Regions from separate parts of the Homo sapiens genome. Here region 1 is linked to region 2. A link is a contact called in ENCODE Hi-C or POLR2A ChIA-PET data. All regions are on one chromosome and are shown on one strand. The core of a region is the stretch at or near the end of the contact, and the rest is flanking DNA. Distances in the headings are between cores, read along the strand shown.

What was found. A loop is a pair of places that touch in the nucleus more often than their neighbours do. ChIA-PET counts read pairs that join two places held with the same protein, here RNA polymerase II (POLR2A). Pooled maps may share reads with other maps.
Region 1: a loop to region 2 is called in a map of B cell, with 2.6 times the contacts of the local background. The contact joins the promoter of RNPEP here to the promoter of PTPN7 in region 2. A Hi-C loop is called at or near these places in 1 of 168 maps with a recorded cell type or tissue (B cell), 1 of 37 single-sample maps with no recorded cell type and 8 of 50 pooled maps. POLR2A ChIA-PET finds 5 or more read pairs at or near these places in 7 of 52 experiments (A549, GM12878, HEK293 and 4 more).

The regions. Positions count from the first base shown.
Region 1 is chr1:201,980,763-201,983,900 of GRCh38, reverse strand. RNPEP (arginyl aminopeptidase) reads right to left here and starts at 1,253. Exons shown (of 11, transcript NM_020216.4): 1 at 788-1,253. The coding sequence starts at 1,234. RefSeq lists a silencer at 668-1,347 and an enhancer at 1,558-1,617.
Region 2 is chr1:202,159,352-202,162,430 of GRCh38, reverse strand. It overlaps PTPN7 (protein tyrosine phosphatase non-receptor type 7), which reads left to right and starts at 1,829. Exons shown (of 10, transcript NM_002832.4): 1 at 1,829-1,886; 2 at 2,977-3,079. The coding sequence starts at 3,029. RefSeq lists enhancers at 2,539-2,618, 2,879-2,968, 3,069-3,079.

The DNA of each region.
Region 1 (3,138 bases), core at 4-2,503, 180 kb after region 2:
TTGCAACCAACTCTACCTGAGAGATAACTGGCAGCCACAGCCTAAGGACTCTCCAGGAAGGATTTTCTGACTCTTACAGACATAAGCCACATAACTCCATCCTCTTATTTCCAATATTTGCCCCGTCCCGAAAAAAAATTAAAGAGTTAACCAACAGTGAGAAGGCCAAATTATTATAATGCTTATAGCACCCTAATTCCAGTTCTCACTTTTACTCAAATTCTTTCGTTAATCAAATCCAGGACTTCACAGGAGGAAACAAAAACAAAGATAAGAGCTTTAACCGTGGAACTAGAAGGCAACACAGAACAAAGAGCTAGATCAACATCTGGCTAATTCTAGAGCCACCATAAAGCAGAGATAAGGTGGCTGATAATCAGGTACCTCGGCCCAAAAGTCCAAGAGGGCACTAAGTGAAGTGCATGAACAACAGGTCATCTAGAAAGCCACGGAAAATGTTAGAAACGGCAGTGTGCGATGAGCGGGAATGCGGCGCAATCTGGACAAGCCTCCAGGGCCAGGGAGGAGACGCGGAAGGACGGAAAGGGTGAAGGATGCACCGCCCAGTGGCTGGAGGAAGTCCAGAAGGAAACCAGGCAGCCCGGGAGGAAAAGAGGAAGCAAGGGGAGGAGGCCTAGAGGCGGCGCGCGGGGAGTAGGCCCCTCTAGGGACGCTCTGGAAGGGTCCTCCCTGTCCCTCCTCCCGGGTGGGGTAGGTGAGGGTGCAGGGCGGCTGGGGGCCGGAAGGGCAGGCAGGCAGCGGCGGGCGCAGTCTGGGGCGCACTCACCCCGGGTCCCTCCCCGACGCGGTAGGTGAGCAGCACCTGGAGGCGCTCGGCGGCGCGGCAGGGCTGCGGGAAGGACACGCACAGGGCCTGGCCATAGTGCGAGAAGGGCTGCGTGTAGAAGCTCACGGGCTCCGCAGGCGGCTCCTCCGAGCCGGGCCGCTCCCGCCGCAGCGCCGCCGCCGTCACCTCCAGGCACGGGTGCGAGTCCAGCCGCAGCTCGGCGGCGCCCTCGGGCTCCAGGCAGCGCAGGTCCAGGACCGCGGTGCCGCTCAGCCCCCGGCTCCCTGCGCCGGGCCCTGGAGGCCCGAACTCAGCCCGCAGGTCCAGGTGCAAGTGCAGCAGCTCAAAGGCCCGGAAGTTGGAGGCCGAGGCCACGTCCACAGCCTGCGCGGAGTGCAGCGGCCGCCGGGCCGCGCCGCTGCCGGGGGAATGCTCGCCGCTCGCCATGGCCGCAGAGCCGTTGCTCACCGGCCGGGCCGCGAACCCGAGGGGAGCCCCGCCCCGAGCGCCGCGGGCCCGCCCCCGCCGCGCGGGCCCCGCCCCCGAAATCTGCTCCCGACCGCATCCCCTCCCTGCGCTTTACCGCCCACTCTTCTAGCTGCACCCGTGCCTCGGGACTTAGGACAAAAGAGGCCGGTGGGATCGTGTGGCCCACGTTTGCCCACCCATATCCTACTGAGGTGTTCCAGTCGTCCCGGTGGGGCACCCTTCTCTGCTGACCCTTCCTGCTGCCTCATCTAGGCAGTGGCGTGGACTGAGCCCTGGCTGGGAAGGTCTGAGTTCCAGATCTCACACCCTGCGATAGGCCAGTTGTTAGAACTGTGTGTCACCTTGGGCAAGTCGCACAAGAAACATGAATCTTCCCGAGCCTTTTTCTGCACCAGTATAATAGAGTCATAATATCTGTGTATCTCACGAAGTAATGTGAGAACTCTACCAGGTAACCTGTCTAACACACTCAGCAAACAGTGAAACCCTGCACAACTTCACGGAATTCACACTGGATCGAGCCTCGTCCCCCAGCAACTCCAGGCACGCCTATCTTTCTATTGTTGGGTTAAGGGACAGGAATCAGCACCGCGCAATTTAAGGCCTGGCTGTCCATCGCATGTCACTTCTATTTCCCTTACTGTATTGTACCGCTTATTGAGCTAGGGTATTCTCCGCTGAATACTTTGTTTCTCTTCTGTACCAGTGGGTTGCAATGGGCCTTCTATGAATAGGAGCTAATCAATGATGATGTTTTTACCGTTCAGCTAGGAAATGAGATTTTTAAAAAGAACAATGTAGGGAGTTTTTCATTAAGGGAAATAGTATTCCGTTCTGTGCTTCCTAGTTTTGTAGAGTTGAAATTATTTTATTTCATGAAATAATGCTTATGGTAGATAATGACTTTAATATTCCATGTAAGTTCAATGTCAGGGTTTTTTGTTTAACTCCAGAAACCTTAGAAACCTGCTTTTCTGTAGCATTGAGAACAGCGCTTGGTACATATTAGACGTTGAATACTCCTATCTTGAAATTATTCAGTCTTCGATGCAATGCACTTTTGCTGAGTATCTGCTAGACACCAGTTGTTAAGCTAAGTGCCTGGGGTACAGTTTGAATAAGTCCGGCACAATTCCTCTTCCTATGGTGTTCATAGCCTAACTCACATTTTAGCAGACGCACAAGAAAACAGGTCACGACACTTCCACGTGCTGCGCTTGATACGGGAAGAAAAGGATGCTGGGGAGCACAACGAAGAGATGCCTAGCCTGATCCTTCTAGTTAAATATTGACAGAGGAAGAGGATGTCATCCTTAGCTAAAGGGTAAAAGATTTTAGGCTGGGTGTGGTGGCTCACGCCTGTAATCCCAACACTTTGGGAAGCTGAGGCAGGAGGATCGCTTGAGCCCAGGAGTTCAAGATGAGGCTACGCAACAGAGGGAGACCCCCTCTCTACAAAAACATTTTAAAAAATTAGCTGGGTGTGGTGATGCACACCTGTGGTCCTGGCTACTCAGAGGATGAGGTAGGGGTATTGCTTGGGCCCAGGAGGTCAAGGCTGCAGTGAACCATGATCATACCACTGCACTCCAGCTGGGGCAACAGAGAAAGACCCTGTCTCAAAAAAAAAAAAAAAAAAGATTTTAGGAATTATATTATTTCCCCTTATAGCCTTACTTCTTCCTGGGAATACCAGGAACCTCATTTCCACTTCCGCCTCCCTGCATGGCTCCCACACTGTCTAGTTTGCCTCAGAACTGGCCTGTAGATGGCCTGTAATAACTTACAGTGGAGAGATTCAGGAATTCAGAGAATTCAGGATTGTAGAAAGGGGACACTGTGGGCACAGCCCACCTCTCCCC
Region 2 (3,079 bases), core at 580-3,079:
CCCAACCCCAACTATCTTCCCCATCGCCTGGCTCCCAGCTTCCTTGCTGTGAAGCTCAGCTTCCAACTGTCCAGCCACTGCTAGGCCTCAGTCTGTGGGGGAAAGGGGTGGGCTCACAGCCAACAGGGCTCAGACCCTGGAAACTTGGGGGGACCAGGCAGACCTGTGTGGGGAGGGCTTTGCCGCTTCCTCCTCCCACCCCTGTGGTGTCCTAGCTTCCTGTTCTTGATAACAATCAGCATAGGCTCAGAGCCGGGCCCTCTTTCCAACCCCCACCTGCCCCCTCCTGTGTCCCCAGGGCCCCCACTACCCACCAGTGGAAACACTGACTGGTGTGGGGGGTGAGGCAGAGGCCAGTCTCCAGGTCACTGCTCGCAAGCATGTTAGGGATTCCCAGGTTCCTGCTTCCCTCCAGTCTGTCCTGAGCACGGGAACCAACCCCTTTCCCAGCCCTAATCGGCCTCCTCCTCAGGGAAACCCACCCACTCCGGAGAGGAACGCAGGCTGCAGGGAAGGAGGTGCCAGGATCAGCTGGCCATGGAGGGGCTCAAAAAAGAGCCAGCCCCTGTCCCCACTGCCAAGAGCAAGGGCGGGTGCTGGGAGGCCTTCTGAGCCTCTGGGGGCTGTTCTTGTTCTTCGTCTCAACCCTCCTCCTCAAGGGGCCAGCAGAAGGCCAGCCCCCTCCCGACCACCCCCTCCGGCATGCCTACCCCCTGTGCCTAGGGTACCTCATTTCTTTTTTGCTGTCACCATTTGACAGCTGAATCAGGGAAGTGGGAGGAAGAAAGAGGACGTGGATTGTGCATGTTGGGGGCCGGGAAGGGAAGGGCGTTTGAAATGTTACAAGGTAAAAGGAGGCGTGCAGCGAGCATGAACCGGCTGGGCTGCTGGCCCGCAAGGAGCCTGCCAAGGTCAGGCAGGGGCAGTGGGCAGAGGAGTCTTGGACTTGGGGGCCACCCTTCAGGTCCCAGGCATCCAGGCACCCCAGCAGCGAAGAGGACATGGGAGTCCCCTGGTGTGAGGGCCAGAGACTGTCCACTGTCTGTAAGTCTTCTAAGTAGATGTCAGGGTTCTGGGAGGAGGCCTGCAGGGGGCTGAGGGCCCAGGGGAAGCCCCTCGGACTCCCTCCCACAAGTGGACTCTGCTATCTGCTTCCTGCTGGGCTGGCCTACACTCAGGCCGTGGGCTGTGGAGAGCTGGGCCGTGGCACAGGCGTGGAGACGACCTTTTTGGCCTGGCCCCGGCCCTTTCCTTCACATTGTGAGGCATGGATTCTTGCTTCTTCTTTTTCCCCACCCCGAGTCTGTGCCACATCTGCTCTGGGAAGATGTGGTCTGTGCTTGGCCATGAATTCCCAAGGCTTGAAGCAGCAAGGGCTTTGAGGGAGAGGGCCTTGAGGGAGAGGGCCTTGAGGGAGAGGGCTGTGGGGCAGAAGCAGAGAAGGAGAAATAAGCCTCCGGCCAAGGTCAGGTTGAGCAGGAGAGCCTTGGGTTCTTTGTGGGACAGCACAGAGCTGGGGGTCAGGCGAGCTGTGCCCAGCAAGTAGGCAGCGGCTGGATGTGACAAAGACCCAGAGGAGAAACACAGAAGAGGGGAGAGGGTCTGGAAGCTGGGGAAAGCAGGATGGTCGGGAAGGCCTGGCCCCTCACCCATTCCCAGGGAACGGGGCCTTGGGCCCCAGAAGGGCACAGGCGGGAGGCAGCCGACCCCTGGTGGCAGCGGCAGCAGGCACAGGAGGGCAGAATGCAGCTGGGGTGTGCGTGGGTGGCAGCAAGGAGGGGCGGAGGGAGGAAGCTGGCTTCCTGGAGCCTTCTCAGCCCTCAAAGACAGACCGACAGACAGACAGACAGCTGGCAAGAGGCAGCCTGGGGGCCACAGCTGCTTCAGTAAGTATCTGAAGGGGGGACTGGGAGTCCTGTGGCCCCGGGGGGTGCGAACTCCGGGGATATAAGAGGGCATCTCTAGGAGGGAGTGCGGGAGGGCGAGTGGGGCGCCACAGTGCCTGGCTGGGGTATGGGTGCTCACAGACCTGATGTCCCCAAGACGGGGGTGAGCAGGGAAGCCACAGGGAGCTACAAGGAGAGCAGAGGCTGAAGGGACCTTTTCTGCTACCAGAGACCCTCGCTCTACCACTCACACCTGTGCCAGGCCCATTCTGTCCCCTCACCTCCGTCCCTGCTGCCTTGGTGATTCAACACCCCCGCCACCTCGCCCACTGTGACCCTGGCTCTGGGAGATAGGGACTGCCCCCAAGAGGAGATGGTCCCACCACCTCCATGCCTCCTGTCTTGCCCCCAGCTGTCGCCTCACCATGCGCTGTCGTTCAAGGGCTTGGTGAGGCCATTTCCTGTGACGGTTACAGAGGCGGGAGACGGGGGGATGGGCAGGAGGAGGAAGGAAACACCTCCAGCCTACCTCCCTGGACAGAGACCCCAGAAGCCAGAAACAGACCTGGGAGTGGAACAGCAGCAGTTAGGAGAGGACCCTGCTGGGGTCCAGGAGCCCGCCTGCCTGGCTGCCCAACCAGCTCCAACACTGCTGGAGGCCTCCATTCTCTGTTCAGGGGAAGGCCCACTGGTTAGCTCAGAGATGGCTTCTGCGTGCTTTCTCCCTTCCGTCCTAGAGAACACATATTTTCTGTTTCCTCCCTTGCCTTCTCCCACTTGGACCTGCTCAGAGCCCTGTGTACTCTGGTGTGTGGCCTCTCTCCCCTCTCTCTTTTCCTCCTTCTGGATTCTTTCCTATCTTCATCCACAATCTCTACCCTTTATCTTGCCGTTACTCTACCCCGAGACTGCCTTCTGCCCTGGGTCCCACCAAATAGATCCTGTCCTTCCCTTAGTGAAAATGAGGCCACCTCTTGGGGAACAGAAGACGCCCCAGTGAAAACAGAGTGCAAACCTGGCCTGGCATGGGAGCCTCCTTCTGGCCAATCAGGCAGGCCAGAGAACAGCAGCGGAGGGCCCTGTCTTTCAGGCAGACCTCATGGCTGAGTGAGCCTCCCCTGGGCCCAGCACCCCACCTCAGCATGGTCCAAGCCCATGGGGGGCGCTCCAGAGCACAGCCGTTGACCTTGTCT